Regions from separate parts of the Homo sapiens genome. Here region 1 is linked to region 2. A link is an interaction called in ENCODE POLR2A ChIA-PET data of the cell type or tissue named here. Cell type or tissue: OCI-LY7. All regions are shown on one strand. Each heading gives the region's core, and the rest is flanking DNA. Links, peaks and the distances in the headings are about the cores only.

What was found. ChIA-PET counts read pairs that join two places held together with the same protein. Peaks named below come from ENCODE experiments on the same cell type or tissue, not always from the same donor. Only the 100,000 strongest peaks of a DNase experiment are listed, where the experiment ranks them.
Region 1: POLR2A ChIA-PET joins it to region 2 with 19 read pairs; 5 of 35 experiments call an interaction of 5 or more read pairs at or near these places.

Annotation. Positions count from the first base shown.
Region 1 is chr17:76,058,163-76,066,162 of GRCh38, reverse strand. SRP68 (signal recognition particle 68) reads left to right here. Exons shown (of 16, transcript NM_014230.4): 4 at 1,992-2,187; 5 at 4,589-4,671; 6 at 4,944-5,053; 7 at 5,773-5,855. Among named protein-coding and RNA genes, the nearest start is that of SRP68, 10 kb to the left of the region's middle. In OCI-LY7, for the core only: no CTCF peak of the experiment used is centred there; no DNase peak of the experiment used is centred there; H3K27ac peaks cover 558 bases.
Region 2 is chr17:75,947,526-75,963,576 of GRCh38, reverse strand. ACOX1 (acyl-CoA oxidase 1) reads left to right here. Exons shown (of 14, transcript NM_004035.7): 3 at 3,202-3,362; 4 at 6,011-6,118; 5 at 7,630-7,749; 6 at 7,896-8,011; 7 at 9,957-10,126; 8 at 12,000-12,162; 9 at 12,613-12,803; 10 at 13,680-13,859; 11 at 13,977-14,082; 12 at 14,217-14,360; 13 at 15,120-15,326. Among named protein-coding and RNA genes, the nearest start is that of FBF1, 15 kb to the right of the region's middle. In OCI-LY7, for the core only: no CTCF peak of the experiment used is centred there; no DNase peak of the experiment used is centred there.

The DNA of each region.
Region 1 (8,000 bases), core at 1-8,000, 110 kb before region 2:
TAAATTATTATAGAAGAGTCTTGTATTTCAGTGCTGAATACACCAGTGCTTGGCATTTGCTGAAGAATTTTTAGTCTGTCAGGCAACATGTAGTCAAGGCCCCCGGGTCTTCCTCACAGTTACGGGCCAAATTACGCTGCTGCCACCTTTTGTGTAAATGAAGTTTTATTGGAACCCAGCCACGCCCATTCACATAGGTATTGTTTAGAGCTGCTTTGTGCTACATCAGCAGAGTAGTTGTGACACACTAGATATAGAAGGAGAGGAGGCATGGTCCTTGAACCTCATTGACTTTCATCTTATTGGAAAATGTTGGTCAGTGCAAACCAGGGAATGCTACAGTAAAAGTGCAATGTTGTATATCATTTACTGTTCAGCATTCTAAAGCCTTGGAAAGGAGACTTGAGCTTGAAGGCTTTTGACAGGGAAGTCAGTAAGCCCACACAGAGGAGGCTTGACCTTGAAGGATTTGTGAGAGTGAAGAACATTCTGTGTCGGGGGAAGCAGCATGCCCTGGTATCCGTGCATGCAGTCTAGGAACTGTAAAGCTCTGGACACTTGTTAGCTGCTACTCAGGCAGTGAAAAGGTTGTGAGCTTGGTGTGTACAGTCAGAAAGCTAGAGCCTGGAGACCATAATAGGATGCAGCAGGATGTAGTGATTAAATCTCATGAGAACCAGTTGGGAGAAATCTGGACTCTCCCTTTTTTTTTTTTTTTTTTTTTTGAGACAGGGTCTCACTGTCACCCAGGCTGGAGTGTAGCAGTGGGATCATAGCTTACTGCAGCCTTGAACAACTCCTGTCTCACCCTCCTGAGTAGCTGGGACTATAGGCATGTACCACCATGCCCAGCTAACTTTTCTCTTTTTTTCTTTTGTAAAGATGGGATCTCGCTGTGCTGACCAGGCTGGTTTCAAACTCCTGGCCTCAAGTGATCCTCCCACCTCAGCCTCCCAGTGTACTGGGATTACAGACATGAGCCACTACACCGAGCCTGGACTATCTTATGATAGCAAGATCCTTTACTCTGAAGAGACAAGGTTAAGCTGAAGTTTAAGACAGATTGATCAAGGCAGTAAAGAAAGATTCACCAGTATAATAATAAAGTAGTTAACGACCTTACTGAGCACTTAGTAAGTGCCAGGTTCTGGTCTAAATGTGTTATTTGTATTACTACATGGGAGAGCGGTGCGCAGAAAGGTTAGTACTTTGCCCACAGTCACACAGCTAGTAAGCGGTGGCACTGGGATTCTGTCCCGGGCTCTGGAGCTCTTGTTTATCACCACTTTAATATACTGCCTCTTTTTTTTTTTTTTTTTTTTGAGATGGAGTCTTGCCCTGTTGCCCAAACGAGAGTATAGTGGCGTGATCTCAGCTCACTGCAACCTCCGCCTCCTCGGTTCAAGAGATACTCCTGCCTCAGCCTCCCAAGTAGCTGGGATTACAGGCGCATACCAACACACCCAGCTAATTTTTGTATTTTTAGTAGAGATGGGGTTTCACCATGTTGGCCAGGCTGATCTCGAACTCCTGACCTCAGGTGATATGCCTGGCTCAGCCTCCCAAAGTGCTGGGATTATAGGTGTGAACCACCGCACCTAGGCAATATACTGCCTCTTAAGGACTTTTCTAACTGGATTGAGATGAAGGAAGTGTTGATTCAAAAATGAGGCCAGATCGTGTGCCTAGACCGTGTCTGTTTGACAACATTCAGGAGGGGTAGGTCATGATTCTGGATTTACCGTGTTTGAGGTGGTAGAGGCTTTTCAATGAGATGTGTCTAGTAGATGATGAGAAACCTGAGATTGAGCCCAGGTTAGGAATAGAGATACTGGTTTAGAGTCATGGCTGAGAATATCAGAAGAGTTGTTTTGAGAGTGGCAAAGGCGGGAGAGTATAAAGAAAAGCCGAGAAGCCGAAGATTACACCTCAGAGAATATCTGGGTCTGTTGATGGCCTTTATTGTCTCCCCACTTCTGTCTCTGGTCTAGATACTTGCTTCTGGTTCTGATGGATGCTGAAAGAGCCTGGAGCTACGCCATGCAGCTGAAACAGGAAGCCAACACTGAACCCCGAAAACGGTTTCACTTGTTATCTCGCCTACGCAAAGCCGTGAAGCATGCAGAGGAATTGGAACGCTTGTGTGAGAGCAATCGCGTGGATGCCAAGACCAAATTAGAGGCTCAGGTTAGTACCTCAACATTCAGCTTGTTTATTGTGGAGATTAAAGACATTTTAAAAAGCTGCAGTTAAACAGAACAGAGTTTCTTAGTGTTAGAAAGTGACAGTCAGAAGAGGAAAAAAACTTTCCGAACTTGCTTTTAAGAGGAGAAGTTAGCATGTTTTGTTTATCAGCTCTTGATTTTTTTTATCCTTTTTTTAAAATTGGGCAACGCTTCATTCCATAAAATAGAATGAGTATTCCCAAGCTCTTGGTTTTTTATAACTAGCTGTAACTTTTTTTTTTTTTTTTTTCAGACAGAGTCTTGCTTTGTCGCCCAGGCTGGAGTGCAGTGGCGCGTTCTCAGCTCACTGCAACGTCTGCCTGTCAGGTTCAAGCAATTCTCCTGCCTCAGCCTCCCGAGTAGGTGGGATTATAGGCACGTGCCACCACGCCTGGCTAATTTTTTTATTTTTAGTAGAGACAGGGTTTCACTGTGTTGGCCAGGCTGGTCCCGAGCTCCTGACCTCGTGATCCACCCACCTGCCTTGACCTCCCAAAGTGCTGGGATTGCAAGCGTGAGCCACTGCACGTGGCCATCTAGCTGTAACTTTTTAAGAAAGGTCATGTTTTGATATATAGATGAAAGCTTACAATCTTGTACCTGGAAAGTTCACAAAGTAAACTTTTTTTTGGAAGTGAGTTTTTTAAAAAAGAGATGGTAGATATTGCAAGGTTTTATTCAACTTCTGATGCTTATGTTATAGCTCAGAAAATGGTTAAGTAAAATGCAGAAAACAAATTTCCTTCTTTTGAAGTTCTTTCCTGGGAAGTGAATAAATCATAATAAATTGCCTATGTATCACATTTTATTGGTTAAATACGTATTTCTCTTTAAAAATCAACCTGTGATTAATATATCTATATTCTTAGGCCGGGCGTGGTGGCTCACGCCTGTAATCCCAGCACTTTGGGAGGCCAAGGTGGGCAGATCACAAAGTCAGGAGATCGAGACCATCCTGGCTAACACGGTGAAACCCCATCTCTACTAAAAATACAAAAAATTAGCTGGGCGTAGTGGCGGACACCTGTAGTCCCAGCTACTCAGGAGGCAGAGGCAGGAGAATGGTGTGAACCCGGGAGGCGGAGCTTGCAGTGAGCTGAGATTGTGCCACTGCGCTCCAGCCTGGGGGACAGAGCAAGACTCCATCTCAAAAAAAATATATATATATATTTTATATATATATATATATATATATATATATATATATAAAATAAATATAATATATTGTATAATATACAATATATAATGTATATTATATATTATATAATGTATATTATATAATATATAATGTATATTATATAATATATAATGTATATTATATATTATATAATATATAATGTATATTATATATTATATAATGTATATTATATAATATATAATGTATATTATATAATATATAATGTATATTATATAATATATAATGTATATTATATATATATTATATATATATATCTCCATATTCTTTGTTTGGGTTTTTTGTTTGTTTTTTAGAAAGAGAGTCTCACTGTGTCCCAAGCTGGAGTGCACAGTCATGGCTCGCTGCAGTCATGAACTCCTGGGCTCATGCAGTCCTCCTGCCATGGCCTCCTGAGTAGTTGGGACTAGAGGTGCACACCACCACACCTGGCTAAATTTTTTTTTTTTTTTTTCTGAGACAGAGTCTCACTCTGTCGCCCAGATTGGAATGCAGTGGTGCAGTCTCAGCCCATTGCAACCTCTGCCTCCCAGTTTCAAGCAATTCTCCTGCCTCAGCCTCCCGAGTAGCTGGGATTACAGGCGCCTGCCGCCATGTCCAGCTAATTTTTTTGTATTTTTAGTAGAGACAGGTTTTCACCATGTTGGCCAGGCTGGTCCCCAACTCCTGACCTCAGGTGATCCGTTCACCTCGGCCTCCCAGTGTTGGGATTACAGGCATGAGCCACTGCGCCTGGCCACACCCGGGTAATTTTTTTTTAATTTTTGGTAGAGATGAGATCTTGCTGTGTTGCCCAGGCCGATCTTGAACTCTTGAGCTCAAGTAACCCTCCTGCCTCGGCCTCCCAAATTGCTAGGATTACAGGTGTGAGCCCCATGCCCAGCCCATATCCATGTTCTTTTTTTTCTTCTTTTTTTAAAATTTATTCTTATTTTTAAATTTTTTTGTAGAGGCAGGGTCTTGCTATATTGCCCTGGCTTGTCTTCAACTGTGGGTTCAAGTGATCCTCCCACCTGGGCCTCCCAAAGTGCTGGGATTACAGGTGTGAGCCACTGCACCTGGCCCATATCCATATTCTTGATATCAAAGTTAGAAGCCAATAAAGGAAGATTGAGTGGGAGCACTGGTTTGCTGTTGAAGCAGTTCCTCCTCTTCCATCTCCTCACAGGCTTACACAGCTTACCTCTCAGGAATGCTACGTTTTGAACATCAAGAATGGAAAGCTGCCATTGAGGCTTTTAACAAATGCAAGTAAGTCCTATAGTCCAAAGGCTGTGGCCAGTTTTAATTACAGATTGTCAAATTTAAGCTGCAGATCAGATAGTGGATTGTTTCTGTGAAAGTGAGGGTGACTTTTCTTTCCTATAGAAATGTTGATGATTCTCTTTCAACCTTAGAACATGCCAGTTATGGTAGTTGGTAGGAGAGCTTCAAAAGGCCATAATTTGTTTTTAGTCACTGTGTTCCCCATGAGTTTTTCTTATATAAGGCTGATGTAAAACCTGGCTTTTCTTTTCTCGCAGAACTATCTATGAGAAGCTAGCCAGTGCTTTCACAGAGGAGCAGGCTGTGCTGTATAACCAACGTGTGGAAGAGATTTCACCCAACATCCGCTATTGTGCATATAATATTGGTGAGAGCAGGGATCAAGGCATTATACTCAACTTGAACATTGATAGATGGCCTATTGGGAGCTCACTTCAGAGAGCCTAGAGAGTTGATGTAACTTTCTTCTTCGCTTGCCTCCATCATTGACCTGAGTTTTGGTTGATGGCAAAAGCAGAACTGTTGAAGCCAGCCCTGCCCAAAATTATAGAAGACGGTTCTGCTTCTGTGTCTGTCCTGCTGTGCTGTGTACCCCCGAAGAGCAGTCTTGAGTCTCCGGCTGAGTTCATTTTTTACTGTTTTAGAGCAGTTTTAGGTTCACAGCAAGGCTGAGAGAAAGATACAGAGATCCATGTAACCCCACCTCCCCACATCCATAGCCTCTCTCATTAGCATCTTCCCCCACCAGAGGGGTGCATTTGTTACAATTGATGGCCCTTTATAGACACACCATCATCTCCCAAAGTCCATAGTTTACATCAGGGTTCACGCTTGATGTTGTACATTCTATGGGTTTGGACAAATGTTTCATGATGTGTATTTACCATTATATACCATATGGAGTATTTTCATTGCCCCAGTCAATTTCATTCTTTATAAAAGACTTGTCTTCAGAGAACAGATTGTGCTGCAGATTCATTGAAGTAGCATGTGGAGGGGGAAGAGCTCTTTAAGTCTGAGTTGAATCTAGTGATTCTCAAGAAAACAGACCAGACCCTTGAAGATTTTCCTGTCTTTCTCTCTTAGGGGACCAGTCAGCCATCAATGAACTCATGCAGATGAGATTGAGGTCTGGGGGCACTGAGGGTCTCTTGGCTGAAAAATTGGAGGTAATCTAGTATGTACATTTTTGTGAAAAGTCTTTGGACAAAGTCCAGAAGGAGTAATTCATAATCCCCTAGGGATATTTGATATTAATATATGGATATTTATATCTGTATTAGCAAATATCTACATTTGCTAAAAGTTTGAACAAAAAACTTTTTCTTTTTTTTTTTTTTTTTTTTTTTTTGAGATGGAGTCTCGCTCTGTCACCCAGGCTGGAGTGCGGTGGCACGATCTCGGCTTACTGCAAGCTCCACCTCCCAGGTTCACGACATTCTCCTGCCTCAGCCTCCCAAGTAGCTGGGACTACAGCCGCCTGCCACCATGCCTGGCTAATTTTTTTATATTTGTAGTAGAGATGGGGTTTCACCGCCTTAGCCAGGATGGTCTCGATCTCCTGACCTCGAGATCCGCCCGCCTCAGCCTCCCAAAGTGCTGGGATTACAGGCATGAGCCACCGCGCCCGGCCCAAAAAACTTTTTGCAGTTAACACTTGAAGTATTCTTTTTTTTTTTTTTTTTTTGAGACAGTCTTACTCTGTCGCTCAGGCTAAAGTGCAGTGGCGTGATCTCAGCTCACTGCAAGTGATCTGCCCGCCTCGGCCTCCCAGCGTTCTGGGATTACAGGCATGAGCCACTGTTCTCGGCCAAGTATTCAATTGTTTAACCTCATTACATTTATTTTCTAAGCAAGTAATATAGAAAAAGCAAGAAATACAAAAGATCAGGGAAAAATATAAACCACATGGTTGCCATATTTATTTATTTATTTAGAGTCGGAGTCTTGCTCTATCGCCAGGCTGGAGTGCAATGGTGCAATCTTGGCTCACTGCAACCTCCACCTCCCAGGTTCAAGCGATTCCCCTGCCTCAACCTCCCAAGTAGCTGGGATTACAGGCGCCCGCCACCACGCCCGGCTAATTTTTGTATTTTAGTAGAGACGGGGTTTCACCATGTTGGCCAGGATAGTCTCAATCTCCTAACCTCGTGATCCACCTGCCTCTGCCTCCCAGAGTGCTGGGAGTATAGGCGTGAGCCACCGCGCCCGGCTTACTTATTATTATTTTTTTGAACAGCGTCTCTTTTGCCCAGGCCAGAGTGCAGTAGCTTGATTTTGACTCACTGCTGCCTTGATTTCCTGCTCTCAAGTGATCCTCCTGCCTCAGCCTCCTGAGTAGCTGGAACTACAGGTGAAGGTTACCACTCCTAGCTAACTTTTTTTTGTTTTTTGGTAGAGACAGAGTCTCACTGTGTTTCCCAGGCTGGTCTCATTCTCGAACTCCTGCGCTCAAGCAATCTGTTCGCCTTAGCCTCCCAAAGTGCTGGGATCACAGGGGATCACAGGCATGATCCACCTTATCCAGCCATACACCATCATCCTTTGATGGCTGCATGGTACTCCGTTGCATAGAAGTCTGTTTTATTTAACCATTCATTGTTCATTAAGTGGTAAACAGTATTACCATGAATGTCCATGTCCTCAGATTTTGCACACATTCTTGATTATTTCCTTAGGATAAATTCCTAAAACTGGAATTAAATGGTTTGGAAACTTGATACATACTGACAAATGTCTTTAAGTTTCTACTGATTAGCATTCCTGCTTGTAGCGTATACAGATATGCTTTTCTCCTTACATCCTTACCAAAACTTAGTGTTACTCTTTTTAACCTTCCGCTATGTCCTTTTAATATTTGAATTTCTGTAGCTAAAATATATGATACCAGGGAGAAATTTAAAACAAATAGAAATTGGTGGCCAGCAGGGTGGTTCACACCTGTAATCCTGGCACTGTGGGAGGCTGAGGTGAAAGGATAACTCGAGCCCAGGAGTTCAAGACCAGCCGGGGCAACACAGTGAGACCCCACCTCTACAAAAAAAATTTTTTTCAGAGGCTGGGCACAGTGGCTTATGTCTGTAATCCCAGCACTTTGGGAGGCCAAGGTGAATGGATCACCTGAGGTCAGGAGTTCGAGACCAGTCTGACCAACACGGAGAAACCCCGTCTGTACTAAAAATACAAAATTAGCTGGATGTGGTGGTGCAGGCCTCTAATCCCAGCTACTTGGGAGGTGGAGGTTGCAGTAAGCTGAGCTCATACCATTGCATTCCAGCCTGGGCAACAAGAGCAAAACTCCGTCTCAAAAAAAA
Region 2 (16,051 bases), core at 7,637-15,636:
GAGGCTGGCGCTGCCACACCTGGCTAATTTTTGTATTTTTAGTAGAGAGGGGTTTCACCTTGTTGGCCAGGATGGTCTCGATCTCCTGATCTCATGATCCGCCCACCTTGGCCTCCCAAAGTGCTGGGATTACAGGTGTGAGCCACCGCGCCCGGCCTGCAGTCACAGTCTTTAGTCCATGCTATGCTTGTGCAGTAATTTCCCCAGCTAGGAGACAGGACGAGGTGACAAGGTGGTTCTTTTTTTAAAAAATAGGTTTAGGGGGTACAAGTGCCATTTCCTTACATGTATATATTATGTAATGGTGAAGTCTGGGATTTTGCAGTACCCATTGCCCAAATAGTGAACATAGTACCCAGTAGGTAACTTTTCAGGCCTCATACCCCTCCCATCCTTCCACATTCTGGAGCCTCCAGTGTCTGTTTTGTTCGTTGTTGTTTTTTGTTTTTCGAGACAGAGTCTCTGTCGCCCAGGCTGGAGTGCAGTGGTGCCATCGTGGCTCACTGCAACCTTTGCCTCCTGGGTTCAAGTGATTCTCCTGCCTCAGCCTCCCAAGTAGCTGGGATTACAGGTACCCACCACCACGCCCAGCTAGTTTTTGTATTTTTAGTAGAGATGGGGTTTCACCCTGTTGACCAGGCTGGTCTTGAACTCCAACCTCAGGTGATCCCCCTGCCTCGGCCTCCCAAAGTGCTGGGATTACAGGCGTGAGCCACCGCGCCTGGCCCCTGTGTCTGTTACTCCATTCTGCATGTCCATGTTTTACCCCTTGCTCAGCTCCCATGGTGACGAGATTCTTGTCCTTGTTTTGCCATTTTCTTTTTTCCCTGAGCAAGGCATTTAATTCATCTCAGCCTTAATTTCTCCTCTGTAAAATGAGGGATTCAGTCACACATACTTTGATTTTTCTTTTTCTAAAGTGTGATTGCTTAGCTGAAAGCCTAGCCACTAGATTGGAAGAAGTCATTGATTAGCACTTGTCTGAGCAGTGTGCCCTGGTTCTTTTCCTCCCTACCTTGCAAGGAACAAACAGCAATTTAAAAACTGAACTGTCATTTATGCTCATTTCAAAGACACATAGAATGATAAGAGCAATATGGAGTTGACGGATTTGGAGCTGGCAATTACACAGAATACCAGTAATGTGGAAAAATGCAAAGGCCTATAGAACGACTTCCTATCCCTAGCAAAAATTCACACAGAATCCTGTCCCCTGCACGTTTTAAGTGGAAAAGAATGACCCCAGAAAGTTGATTTAAAACTAATAAAGCTGTTTATTATCATTAATGATAATTTCTGTATAATTGTCACGGAGAGCTTATGCATGAATCTGTAACTTGTCGTTATTATGGTCTTCACTAGAAATTGCATGTCTTTTTTAATTTCTGAAATAAATTATTGGGATGAAGAGCACTGTCAGTTTTTGTATTAAAGTGTTTCAGTAGAGCGTGGCCGAATATTTGACATGATGAATCTGAATGAAATGATCAGAGCTATGTGAGGAATATGGTTCTACGCTGGATGTTTTGTGGACAAAACAGAAAAAAAATCCCAGCCTAGAAGCATTATTGAAATTGCATCGAGGAAAAACTATAATCTGGGGGTCATACTGTCACTCTGAGAGAACTACTATGTTCTGTCTCGCTTTCTCATCAGAGGAAATCCTTGTACCAGTACCACTCAAATTCTCTGTTCTCCGACTCCTGGCTTCAAGCGATTCTGCCTCAGCATCCCAAGTAGCTGGGATTACAGGCACATGCCACCACACCCAGCAAATTCTCCATTCTATACAACTTTTTTTTTTTTTTTTTTTTTTTGAGACAGAGTCTCGCTCTGTTGCCCAGGCTGGAGTGCAGTGGTGTGATCTCGGCTCACTGCAACCACCGCCTCCCAGGTTCTCCTGCCTCAGTCTCCCAAGTAGCTTGGATTACAGGCATGTGCCACCACACCTGGCTGATTTTGTATATTTAGTAGAGATGGGGTCTCACCATGTTGGTCAGGCTGGTCTTGAACTCCTGACCTCAGGTGATCCGCCCACCTTGGCCTCTCAAAGTGCTGGGATTACAGGCATGAGCCACGGTGCCCGGCCTTTTTTTTTTTTTTTTTTTTTTGTATTTTTAGTAGAAACGGGATTTCACTATGTTGGCCAGGCTGGTCTCAAACTCCTGACCTCAAGTGATCCGCCTGCGTCAGCCTCCCAAAGTGCTAGGATTACAGGCATGAGCCACCATGCCTGGCCCTATACAACTTTTCAAATTCTCTCTCTCTTTTTTTTTTTTTTTTTGAGATGGAGTCTCACTGTGTCGCCCAGGCTAGAATGCAGTGGTGTTATCTTAGCTCACTGCAACCTCTGCCTCCTGGGTTGGAGCAATTCTCCTGCCTCAGCCTCCTGAGTAGCTGGGATTACAGGTGTGCACCACCATGCCTGCTTAATTTTTGTATTTTTAGTAGAGACAGGGTTTCGCCATGTTGGCCAGGCTGGTCTTGAACTCCTGACCTCAGGTGATCCACCCACCTCGGCCTCTCAGAGTGCTGAGATTATAGGTGGGAGCCACTGCACCTGGCCAATTCTCTCTTATTTATTTATTTATTTTTTTTGAGACAGAGTCTCACTCTGTCACCCAGGCTGGAATGCAGTGGGCATGATCTCGGCTCACTGCAACCTCCGCCTCCTAGGTTCAAGCGATTTTCCTGCCTCAGGCTCCCAAATAGCTGGGACTACTGGCTGGCGCCACCACGTTCAGCTGATTTTTGTATTTTTAGTAGAGTCAGGGCTTTGCCATGTTGGCCAGGCTGGTCTCGAACTCCTGACTTAAGGTGATCTGACCGCCTTGGCCTCCCAAAGTGCTGAGATTGTAGGCATGATCCACTGCACTGGCCTCTCAAATTTTCTTTATTTCCTTTGATTTAATTCCTGGGCGAGGATCCTCTGCCTTGCACGTGTGGTTTTGTGCTGCATTGGCTTTGGAATCAGTAACCAATCCCTGTCCTCGTACTCCTTGCCGACTCAGGAAAAATGGAAATTAACAAGAGCTATAAAGTAATACAGAAAGGGACAGTGCTCCCATCTATGATTAAGTGCACGCAACTAATTCATACTTAAGGTTTTTTTGTCTCCTTCCCTTGCTCTATTTAAATTGCTGATTCTCTCACACCTGATGACTCTTCTCTCAAATGCCCATCCTTGATATTTCCTCGAAGTTTTGTGCACCGAGGGCGGCCTGAGCCTCTGGATCTTCACTTGGGCATGTTCCTGCCCACCTTGCTTCACCAGGCAACTGCGGAGCAGCAGGAGCGCTTCTTCATGCCCGCCTGGAACTTGGAGATCATTGGCACTTATGCCCAGACAGAGATGGGTCATGGTATGGAGTATTCAGTCTACCTTCTGGGTTGGGCGGGCCCCTGTGAGCTTACCATGTGTGGAGTGCCCACCATGTGCCATCGATGGTGTGTCGATGTTCTATGGTCTGTTTAAATGAGCTCTTTCTGCAGAGTCCAGGTTTTGGTATAAACACTGCTTTGGTGAGTGGGAATTAAAGACCATGATACTGATAAAATGATTGTCCTTTTTATACCATAGTTCCCCTTCAGAGGGTCAAGAATTGCAAATCAGGCCTTATTTACCAAGTGGTTTTTCAATGTTACTGAGGTTGTATAGAATCTGTGTGCATATACAACCCGAAGCTGTTTTTTTCTTCATTACTATCTGATTACCTTTACTACTGATACCTTAATGAGTACAAATTCCAGAAGAAATACAAATAATAGTTTGTGTACTCTTGGATTTGCTTGAGGGAAATGAGTAGCTTATAACTGACGTGTGTGACATTTTGGAGTTATTTGTACTTTGAGTCAATCAGTAGTTCTGCAAGTGACTTGGCTGGAGAGTGAAAAAACCAAGATAAGCCGAACTTGCAGGCATTTGGTTTCAGACTCTGTATCTCCACCTTTCATTGATCTTTCCACCCCCCACCTGCTTTCTTCATGCACCTGGGTGGGCTGGAGGTGGCCGCTGTTCCTCTTTGTATCTTCTCTGAATTGGGTCCGTGTTTGCCATTCATTTGCTTATGGCTTCTCTTTTTCTGCTCTGACGTTTCAGAAAAACTGGTCTAGTGTGTATTTGCCACTTGCTCCTTATTTCTATACAGCTGCTGCTTTTTATTTGGTGTTGAATAGTATTTTACAGGATTTTCATGAGACTCCAAGTGGAATACTATTTGTTTCAGTTGTGCTTTTGAAAACATTTTGTCCTTATCTGTTCTGTTTAATGTTATCTGCTTTTCTGTAAAAGCTGCTTCTTTGATGAAAGATGTCTGTGTCTGATTTGTTGACTCCCACTCGGGAAAGTTGTGGATTGCACATAAGTTGGTTATTCAACTTGGAAGCTTCTAAATGTTTCAAAGTGTGTTTAATGAGGTCTAAGCGTTATGAAAGCAGATTGGTAAAAGGTTCCCAACGTTTGCTTTAGTACAGTATTTTTGTAGAGACTGCCACCTAGAACATTTTTCTATGACTCTTTTCAAATAATTTTGATATATTTGTGTTAAGATTTAAAACATAAGATCCTGTCTATCCCAGTACACATAAGAAACTGGAAACTCTTCCTTGCCACATTAATGAACCAGCAGGACTAAGTTAGGCCTGCCATTGGAAATCTCTAGGGTCAACTGAGACCTTATTATTGGACCTTTAGGAATTTTTAAAAGTCACATTTCAGGTCATTTCCCCAATAACAGTTATACTTTTATACTTTTTTTTTTTTTTTTTTTGAGACGGAGTCGTGCTCTGTCGCCCAGGCTGGAGTGCAGTGGCGCGATCTCAGCTCACTGCAAGCTCCACCTTCCGGGTTCACGCCATTCTCCTGCCTCAGCCTCCCGAGTAGCTGGGACTACAGGCACCCACCACCATGCCCAGCTAATTTTTTGTATTTTTAGTAGAGACGGGGTTTCGCCGTGTTAACCAGGATGGTCTCGATCTCCTGACTTTGTGATCCGCCCGCCTTGGCCCCCCAAAGTGCTGGGATTACAGGCGTGAGCCACCGTGCCCAGCTTTAATTTTTTTGTTGTTTTTTTAGTAGAGACGGGGTTTCACCACTTTAGCCAGGATGGTCTCAATCTCCTGACCTCGTGATCCCCCCACCTCGGCCTCCCAAAGTGCTGGGATTACAGGCTTGAGCCACTGTGCCTGGCCTTTTTCTTTTTCTTTTTCTTTTTTTTTTTTTTTTGAGATGGAGTCTTGCTCTGCCACCCAGGCTGGAGTGCGGTGGCACAATCTTGGCTCACTGCAACCTCCACCTCCCGGGTTCAAGCAATTCTCCTGCCTCAGCCTCCTTAGTAGCTGGGACTACAGGCGCATGCCACAATGCCTGGCTAATTTTTTGTATTTTTAGTAGAGACGGGTTTCACCATGTTAGCCAGGATGGACTCGATCTCCTGACCTCGTGATCCACCCGCCTCGGCCTCCTAAAGTGCTGGGATTACAGGCATGAGCCACCACGCACAGCCATACATTTTTAATTTATACGAATTTTGGCTGAAATGTCTTCCTCTCACATGTTATCTCATTCTTCTCATTAGTACAGAATTCAAGAATGTTGAATTGGTGTGGTTAACACAATACATATGACTTGAAATTGGCATACTTGCAACTCAGAGATGGGTTTAAAAAGACAGTTAACATCCCTGTTAAATTCATATATTGTGATCTTAAAAATGTGATTCTAAGTTGCCTTTATATTTTCTTTCAGTTGCTGTAAATAAATGTAACAAATCAAATACAGAAATGGAACATGCATGACACTTAGATTTTCAACTTAATAGGAAACCATCAGATAGTGTGGGAAATTCAGTGTCTTGGTTATCAACCAGTTGTAGCTCATCTACAGGTGTTTTTTGTTAGATTTTGTTTTTCTCTGAGATATGAGAGTTTAAAGGACTGTGCAGGAAATTTTTCCTTGTGCCTATTTTTTTCCCCATCTCTTAACTGAAGTCAATGTAATTTATCTCCTTAGGAACTCACCTTCGAGGCTTGGAAACCACAGCCACGTATGACCCTGAAACCCAGGAGTTCATTCTCAACAGTCCTACTGTGACCTCCATTAAATGGTGGCCTGGTGGGCGTAAGTGAATTTTTCAGCATTTATTGGATGTTTTGAAGGTTTGTCATGAGATTTTGCTTAGAATGTAGAGCTTTTATGATAATGTCGGCCAGACTTGGTGGTGAAATCCTAACACTTTGGGAGGCTGAGGTGGGCAGATCACTTGAGGTCAGGAATTCAAGACCAGCCTGGTTAATATGCTGAAACCCCATCTCTACTAAAAATACAAAAATTAGCCGGGTGTGGTGGCGCACACCTGTAGTCCCAGCTACTTGGGAGGCTGAGGCAGGAGAATCACTTGAACCCGGGAAGGTTGCAATGAGCCAAGATTGCACCATTGCACTCCAGCCTGGGCATCACAGCAAGACTTTGTCTCAAAAACAACCCAACAAACAAATATATGTGTGTGTGGTGTGTGTACATAGAGGGGTGTGTGTGTGTGTATATAGACAGAGAGAGGTGTGTGTGTGTATATATATATATATATATATATATATATATATATATAGAGAGAGAGAGAGAGAGAGAGAGAGAGAGAGAGAGAGAGAGAGAGAGAGAGAGAGAGAGAGGAAAGCCAGGCATAGCGGCACATACCTATAGACCTATAGTCCTGGCTACTCAGGAGGCTGAGGTGGGAGGACCACTTGAGCCCAAGAGTTCAAGCCTGCAGTGAGCTACTATCTGTGATCATGCCACTGCACTCCAGCCTGGGTGACAGAGTGAAACCCTGTCTCTTAAAAAAAAAAAAGAAAAAAATTTAAATAGTTTTAACACAAACTTTTTTTTTTTTTTGAGATGGAGTCTCACTGTGTCACCCAGGTTGGAGTACAGTGGTGTGATCTCCGCTCACTGCAACCTCCACCTTCTGGGTTCAAGCGATTCTCCTGCCTCAGCCTCCTGAGTAGCTGGGACTACAGGAGCGTGCCACCACACCCAACTAATTTTTGTATTTTTAGTAGAGATGGGATTTCATCATGTTGGCCAGGCTGGTCTCAAACTCCTGACCTCTGGTCTGCCCGCCTCGGCCTCCCAAAGTGCTGGAATTACAGGCGCGAGCCACCGTGCCCGGCTGACCCGAAACTTTTATATCTTCTTATTCCATTCTGAGTTATTATCTTGGAATATATATTTCCAATACAGTTAGTGGTTGAAGGATTTTGTTATTCACATTATATATTTTATTTATTTATAATTTATATGTAAGAAGCCACATGTAGCTAGTGATTACTGTTTTGGACAGCACTGCCTTAAGGGATAACAAGGAAGTAGTTTAAATTAATATTCTTATTTTTATCCTAAAATTTTCTCTACGTAAATGTATGAGAAATAAGTAGAAAAGAAAGTAATAACTATTAGCTTAAGGGAATTTCTTTCTGAAAGCTAGGTGTGATGCTGTCAGCAGAAAGGCTTTCTGGACACATACTATTGGTTTAGTCTAGTGTTAGATTTAACATATTCTTTCTTCTTTTTTCTACCCTTTAAAAATGTATGAACGTTTGCCCACCCCTCCCTTGTTCTCTTTGATATTACAGTTGGAAAGACTTCAAATCATGCAATAGTTCTTGCCCAGCTCATCACTAAGGGGAAATGCTATGGATTACATGCCTTTATCGTACCTATTCGTGAAATCGGGACCCATAAGCCTTTGCCAGGTAAGAACTGTTCATCTGATGTTGAGATGAAAATGAAACTGAGCACTTTCTTCTGCAAAAGGTAGAATGCCCAACTGAAGAGGCGGAGCAAAAGCCAGAAATTCCAGAGCATAAACATCTCGTGACTGTCCTTTCATCTGTGGTAGGAATTACCGTTGGTGACATCGGCCCCAAATTTGGTTATGATGAGATAGACAATGGCTACCTCAAAATGGACAACCATCGTATTCCCAGAGAAAACATGCTGATGAAGTATGCCCAGGTATGTTTTGATAGAAAATAAAGCAGAGGCATCAAACAGTGGAGTTGAGTGGCTGTTACTCACAATAGGGTTAGAATGGTCTGTTCTTTTAGAAGGTAATAACAGCAGGGCACACTGGCATATTCCTGTTATCCCAGCACTTTGGGAGGCTGAGTGCGTGGATGACTTGAGCCCAGGAGCTCAAGATCAGTCTGGGCAACATAGTGAGAACCCATCTCTACAAAAAGTAAAAAAATCTAGCTGGGTATGGTGGCACACGTGTGTAGTCCCAGCTACTTGGGAGACTGGGGTGGGAGGATCACTTGAGCCTGGGAGGCCGAGGCTACAGTGAGCTGTGATTATGCCACCGTACTCCAGCCTAGATGACAGTGAGACCTTGTCTCAAAAAAAAAAAGGAGGCTGGGCGCAGTGGCTCACACCTGTAATTCCAGCACTTTTGGGAGGCTGAGGCGGGAAGATCATGAGGTCAAGAGATGGAGACCATCCTGGCCAACATGGTGAAACCCCATCTCTACTAAAAATACCAAAAAATTAGCTGGGCGTGGTGGTGCGCACCTGTAGTCCCAGCTACTCAGGAGGCTGAGGCAGGAGAATAGCTTGAACCCGGGAGGCGGAGGTTGCAGTGAGCAGAGATCATGACACTGCACTCCAGCTTGGCAACAGAGTGAGACTCCGTCTCATAAAAGGAGGGAATAAGGCTGGGCGCGGTGGCTCATGCCTGTAGTCCCAGCACTTTGGGAGGCCAAGGAGGATGGATCATAAGGTCAGGAATTCAAGACCAGCCTGACCAATATGGTGAAAACCTGTCTCTACTAAAAATACAAAGATTAGCCGGGTGTGATGGCACACGCCTGTAATCTCAGCTACTCAGGAGGCTGAGGCAGGAGAATCGCTTGAACCCAGGAGGCAGAGGTTGCAGTAAGTCGAGATCACACCACTGCACTCCAGCCTAGGCAATACAGCGAGACTCTGTCTCAAAAAAAAAAAAAAAAAAAAAGGAGCTAATAATGCATTTTTCCTTCTGATGCCCCTTTTTTTTTTTTTTGAGAGAGAGAGTCTCTGTCACCCATGCTGGAGTGCAGTGGCGTGATCTTGGCTCACTGCAACCTCCGCCTCCTGGGTTCAAGCGATTCTCCTGCCTCAGCCTCCCAAGTAGCTGGGATTACAGGCATGCGCCACCACACCCAGCTAATTGTTTTGTATTTTTAGTAGAGGTGGGGTTTCACCCTGTTGGCCAGGCTGGTCTCAAACTCCTGACCTCAGGGGACCCTCTTGCCTCGGCCTCCCAAAGTGCTAGGATTACAGGCATGAGCCACCGCACCCAGCATTTTTTGGTTTTTTTTTTTTTTTGAGACAGAGTCTTGCTCTGTCACCCAGGCTGGAGTGCAGTGGCGCAATCTCAGCTCACTGAAACCTCCGCCTCCCAGGTTCAAGCGATTCTCCTGTCTCAGCTCCTGAGTAGCTGGGATTACAGGCACGTGCCACCACACGCAGCTAATTTTTGTATTTTTAGTAGAGATGGGGTTTCACCATGTTGGTCAGGCTGGTCTCGAATTCCTGACCTCTTGATCTGTCTGCCTTGGCCTCCCAAAGTGCTGGGATTACAGGCGTGAGCCATCACGCCCACTCTGATGCTTCTTTTACTGCGACAGTGAAATCAGAAACAGTTGTCAGGGTTGAAGGACATATTTTGATTTGCTAAACCAATGATTCTCAAACTTTTGCATGCGTTAGAATCACCTGGAAGGCCAGTTAAAGCCCAGGTTGCTAGGCCCTACCCTGGAGTTTCTGATTCAGTTGGTCAGGGTGGGGACTAAGATGTAGTATTTCATGCAAGTTGCCAGGTGATGCTGATGCTGCTATTCCAGGGACCACACTTTGAGAACCACTGAACTGCCTCTTGGGCTTAAAAGAAGGAAGTATCAGTTCCACGTTCTTCTTCCAGGTGAAGCCTGATGGCACATACGTGAAACCGCTGAGTAACAAGCTGACTTACGGGACCATGGTGTTTGTCAGGTCCTTCCTTGTGGGAGAAGCTGCTCGGGCTCTGTCTAAGGCGTGCACCATTGCCATCCGATACAGCGCTGTGAGGCACCAGTCTGAAATCAAGCCAGGGTAAGGATAGGGTCCTAGATGGGCTCAGTACCAAAGGCCTAGTTTTTACCCCATTCAGATCCCAGAATTCCCAAATGTCAATACAGAAGATGCATTAGCACTGCAAAATTGGCTAGGGTGATAACTGGGCCTGTAATTTCATATCTAGGCTTCCTTTTCTTAAGAGGAAAGACAGAAATAACCACCCTTGCTATAATCAGTGACTGCCAAAAAAGAAAAAAAGAGAATACCCACCTTATTATTTTTAACTTTTTAAGAAAAATAGTAATAATATTACTTGAACTTTATAAGTGAAATGTTCAACACACTAAAGGCAGTTTGAAAGTTCTGATTACTACTAGCAACTGTAAATTGTGCATGGTGAAAGTGACATTAAATTTGTTTCCCTTTTGCATTCATAGCCACAGTTTATTCCTACAACTGCCTTTCACTGATACTCCCTGATACTCTTTTTACTCCTAAGGAATAAAGAAACTGGCCAGGTGTGGTAGCTGACACCTGTAATCCCAGCACTTTGGGAGGCTAAGGCAAGAAGATTACTTGAGCCTAGGAGTTTGAGGCCAACTTGAGCAACATAGTGAGACCCTGTCTCTATTTTCTTTTCTTTTTTTTTTTTTTTTGAGATGGATTCTCACTCTGTTGCCCAGACTGGAGTGCAGTGGCGCGATCTCAGCTTGCTGCAGTCTCTGCCACCCTGGGTTCAAGTGATTCTCCTGTCTCAGCCTCCTGAGTAGCTGGGATTACAGGTGCACGCCACCATGCCCAGCTAATTTTTGTATTTTTAGTAGAGACGGAATTTCGCCATGTTGGCCAGGCTGGTCTATTTTCAAAAAAATTAAAAGTTAATTAAATTTTAAGGCCAGGCGCAGTGGCTCACGCCTGTAATCTCAGCACTTTGGGAGGCCAAAGCGGGTGGATCACTTGAAGTCAGGAGTTCAAGACCAGCCTGGCCAACATGGAGAAACCCCACGTCTACTAAAATACAAAAATTAGCTGGGTGTGGTGGCGGGTGCCTGTAATTCCAGCTACTCGGGAGACTGAGGCAGGAGAATCACTTGAACCCAGGAAGTGGAGGTTGTAGTGAGCCGAAATCACAACACTGCACTCCATCCTGGGTGTTAGAGACTTCATCTCAAAAAATAATAATAATAATTACATTTTTAAAAAGGAATAAAGGAATTGATACAATGAGACCCTTGCTAATTCTTACACTTCAAAATATTTAACACCATCCATTGGGTCTTCTCCAAGATTGTGGTCAAAATACAATGTATTCAGCCATCTGGTGAGTAGAGCTTTTTGGCATTGCCTTCTTATTAGGTTGACTAGCGTTGGTTTTGTATGTTGCTATGAGCTACGGTTTTCTTAGTCATACTGGAAAGACTAGGACAGATATGGACTTTGCAGCCAGAAAATTCTGTCAGCCTACGCAGTACAAGGTAATTACAGCATGGTCTTAGGGAGCCAAATAGCCTAGGCACCGTGGCTCATGCCTGTAATCCCACCACTGTGGGAGGCTGAGGCAAGAGAATCGCTTGAACTTGGGAGGCGGAGCTTGCAGTGAGCCAAGATCGCACCACTGCACTAAAGCCTGGGTGACAGAGGGAGACTCCATCACAAAAAAAAAAAAAAAAAAAAAAAAGCCTCAATTTAAATCTAAGACCTGCCACATACGAGCTGTGTGACCTCAGGCAGATTCTTAACCTCTCAGTTTCCCATTTGTAAAATGGAGATAGTAATAGTAACTACCTCACAGTGCCCTTAAGAGGACTAAATAAGTTAAAATACCAAGTGCTTAGATTAGAACCTGGCATATAGAAAGTTCTGTATAAACATTTACTTACTACTTTTTTTCTTTTTCTATGTCACGTAGTGAACCAGAACCACAGATTTTGGATTTTCAAACCCAGCAGTATAAACTCTTTCCACTCCTGGCCACTGCCTATGCCTTCCAGTTTGTGGGCGCATACATGAAGGAGACCTATCACCGGATTAACGAAGGCATTGGTCAAGGGGACCTGAGTGAACTGCCTGAGGTATGAGTTTGGTCTCATTCACTCATGGGCACCCTTCTGTTTCGTGGTTGCCTGTTGGATGAGGTCCAGAGATAACTAAATGTTGGTATTTCCTGAAAAGAAGTATGTATTCTGAGAACTTCTTCTGGTTGAAAGTAGATCAGATATGAAGATCTGTGGGGTTTGTTGTTCAGTATTTTTAGTGTTATCAGAAATACTGTACCATGTTGATTATTTGTCAATCAAGGAAATGTAAGTGGTGAATGTTTAGCCAAGTAGAACAGCTTAGATGGGCATGGGTAGTGTTCTGTATTCTTCTGGCCAGTCGGACAGCTGTGCTTCTTCAGTTTGCATGTGTGGCAGCTGTGTTTTGACAGTGGCCAAGATGTTAGAGGAGGGGTGTGTTTTCTCATTGGTTCTCGGGCTCTCAGCACCACAGATGTCCTGACAGATCTGTGCTTGTCCTCTCAGCTTCATGCCCTCACCGCTGGACTGAAGGCTTTCACCTCCTGGACTGCAAACACTGGCATTGAAGCATGTCGGATGGCTTGTGGTGGGCATGGCTATTCTCATTGCAGTGGTCTTCCAAATATTTATGTCAATTTCACCCCAAGCTGTACCTTTGAGGGAGAAAACACTGTCATGATGCTCCAGACGGCTAGGTGAGAGTCAAATCCTCGATTCCTCCCATCTGTTCATAAGAATGTTCTAGTCCTTTTCCTAGGTTCTTGTTCCCATGGTTTTTCTTCACCGTATATATATATTTGTTCCTGAAAGGTATACTTTTGCCTTCCATCCTGACTCACGGTTTTTATTTCGTGGTGAGGCTAGAGAGTATGAAGCACCTGTTACATAGCTTGCAGTTGTATCAAGGATAGAGTTACTGGGCTGGGCACAGTGGCTCATGACTGTAATCCCAGCACTTTGGGAAGCTGAGGTGGGCAGATCATGAGGTAAGGAGTTCAAGACCAGCTTGATCAACATGGTGAAACCGTGTCTCTACTAAAAAAATACAAAAAAATTAGCCGGGCATGATGGCACATTGCCTGTAATCCCGGCCTACTTGGGAGGCTGAGGCAGAAGAATCGCTTGAACCTGGGAAGCGGAGGTTGCAGTGAGCCAAGATTGCGCTATTGCACTCCATCCTGGGCAACAAGAGCGAAAACTCCATCAAAAAAAAAAAGGCCAGGTGTGGTGGCTTACTCCTGTAATCCCAGCACTTTGGGACGCCAAGCCGGGTAGATCACTTGAGGTCAGGAGTTAAGAGACCAGCCTGGCCAACATGGTAAAACCCTGTCTCTACTAAAAAAACAAAATATTAAAAATTAGCCAGGAATGGTGGCAGGTGCCTGTAGTCCCAGCTACTTGGGAGGCTGAGGCAGGAGAATCATTCATTTGAACCCAAGAGGAGGAGGTTGCAGTGAGCTGAGATCTGGCCATTGCACTCCATCCAGCCTAGGCAACAAGAATGAAACTCCATCTCAAAAGAAACAAAAGAAAGTAGAGTTACTAAAAGCATGTTTACTGGTGACTTTTAGGTTCCTGATGAAAAGTTATGATCAGGTGCACTCAGGAAAGTTGGTGTGTGGCATGGTGTCCTATTTGAACGACCTGCCCAGTCAGCGCATCCAGCCACAGCAGGTAGCAGTCTGGCCAACCATGGTGGATATCAACAGCCCCGAAAGCCTAACCGAAGCATATAAACTCCGTGCAGCCAGGTGAGCTCTCCCTCAAGAGCTAGAATACGCAGCAGTGGGGCTGGGGCCCTGACAGATGGCAAGAAGGCATGAGTACTGTTGATCATTTCCTCAGACCTCCAATCTATGTCTTAACAGATTAGTAGAAATTGCTGCAAAAAACCTTCAAAAAGAAGTGATTCACAGAAAAAGCAAGGAGGTAGCTTGGAACCTAACTTCTGTTGACCTTGTTCGAGCAAGTGAGGTCAGTGGTAGTTCTCTCTTTTTCCCCTTCCCTGCCCTCAGCATCCCGCATTTTCTGGTACAGAAACCCTAGTCACTGTATATTGAATCTTTTTCCAAGGTTCTCAAACTCTGGTGTTTTCTTTTTAATCTTAGGCACATTGCCACTATGTGGTAGTTAAGCTCTTTTCAGAAAAACTCCTCAAAATTCAAGATAAAGCCATTCAAGCTGTCTTAAGGAGTTTATGTCTGCTGTATTCTCTGTATGGAATCAGTCAGAACGCGGGGGATTTCCTTCAGGTCAGTATTTTCTAAGTATAAGTCTTTTTTGTTGTTGTTTTAAGAAAAATAATTGTTGGCTGGGCACGGTGGCTCATGCCTGTAATCCCAGCACTTTGGGAGCCCAAGGCGGGTACGGTGATCACTTGAGGTCAGGAGTTCAAGACCAGCCTGGCCTGGTGAAACCCTGTCTCTACTAAAAATACAAAAATTAGCCAGGTGCAGTGGCACATGCCTGTAATCCCAGCTACTAGGGAGGCTGAGGCACGAGAATCATTTGAACCCTGGAGGCAGAGGTTGCAGTGAGCCAAGATGAAACCACTGCATTCCAGCCTGGGTGACAGAGCAATACTCTGTCTCAAAAAAAAAAAAAAAGAAAAAGAAAAATAGCCAGGCACAGTGGCTCATGCCTGTAATCCCAACACTTTGGCCAAGGCGGGCAGATCACCTGAGGTCGGGAGTTCGAGACCAGCCTGACCAACATGGAGAAACCCCATCTCTACTAAAAATACAAAATTAGCCAGGTGTGCTGGCGCATGCCTGTAATTCCAGCTATTTGGGAGGCCAAGGGAGGAGAATTGCTTGAACCTGGGAGGCGGAGATTGCGGTGAGCCAAGATCACACCATTGTACTCCAGCCTGGGCAACAAGAGTGAAACTCAGTCTCAAAAAAAAAAAAAGAAAAAAATAATTGTCATCCGCTTTATAGCTGTATATGCATATAATTATGTCTATCTATATACATATATATGTTTTATTTACTTATTTTGGTCTCTTTTAGGGGAGCATCATGACAGAGCCTCAGATTACACAAGTAAACCAGCGTGTAAAGGAGTTACTCACTCTGATTCGCTCAGATGCTGTTGCTTTGGTTGATGCATTTGATTTTCAGGATGTGACACTTGGCTCTGTGCTTGGCCGCTATGATGGGAATGTGTATGAAAACTTGTTTGAGTGGGCTAAGAACTCCCCACTGAACAAAGCAGAGGTAAAAATCCAGTGTCTCTGCACCTTTTTAAAAGTCTTCACTTAAATATTGAAGCAGGAAAGGCCTCTCGAAGGGGATTTATCTGTGAAAGCTCTGAAAGTACCATGGCCACTTCTGACAGTCACTTTATTTGAGCAACAGGTTCAGAAGGGAACTGGGTTGTTCCCACAGTAACCAGGGTCTTAATCAATTTCAATTTTTGATAACGAATTGAACATTTAAAAATATATACAGGCCGGGTGCGTTGGCTCACACCTGTAATCCCAGCACTGTGGGAGGCCGAGTGGGCAGATCACCTGAGGTCAGGAGTTCGAGACTAGCCTGGCTAAAATGGCGAAACCCAATCTCTACTAAAAATACAAAAAAAGCAGCCAGGCAGTAATGGTGCACGGCTGTAGTCCCAGCTACTCGGGAATTCTCCTGCCTCAGCTTGAACCCAGGAGAACCCAGGAGGCGGAGGTTGCAGTGAGCCACGTTCGTGCCATTGCACTCCAGCCTGGGTGACAAGAGCAAAACTCTGTCTCAAAAAAAAAAAAAAAGTATACACACACACACACACACACAAATAGAATAAAATATACAAAAAGAGAATTCCGTAGTGCTCTTTGGTACACCCTTTGTCTAGCAGCAATGACTATCAACTCGTGGCTAGTTGTGTTTCATCTGAACCTTCATCCCCCTCCTCCTGGGGACTATTTTGAAATAAATCTAAGACATCAGGGCCA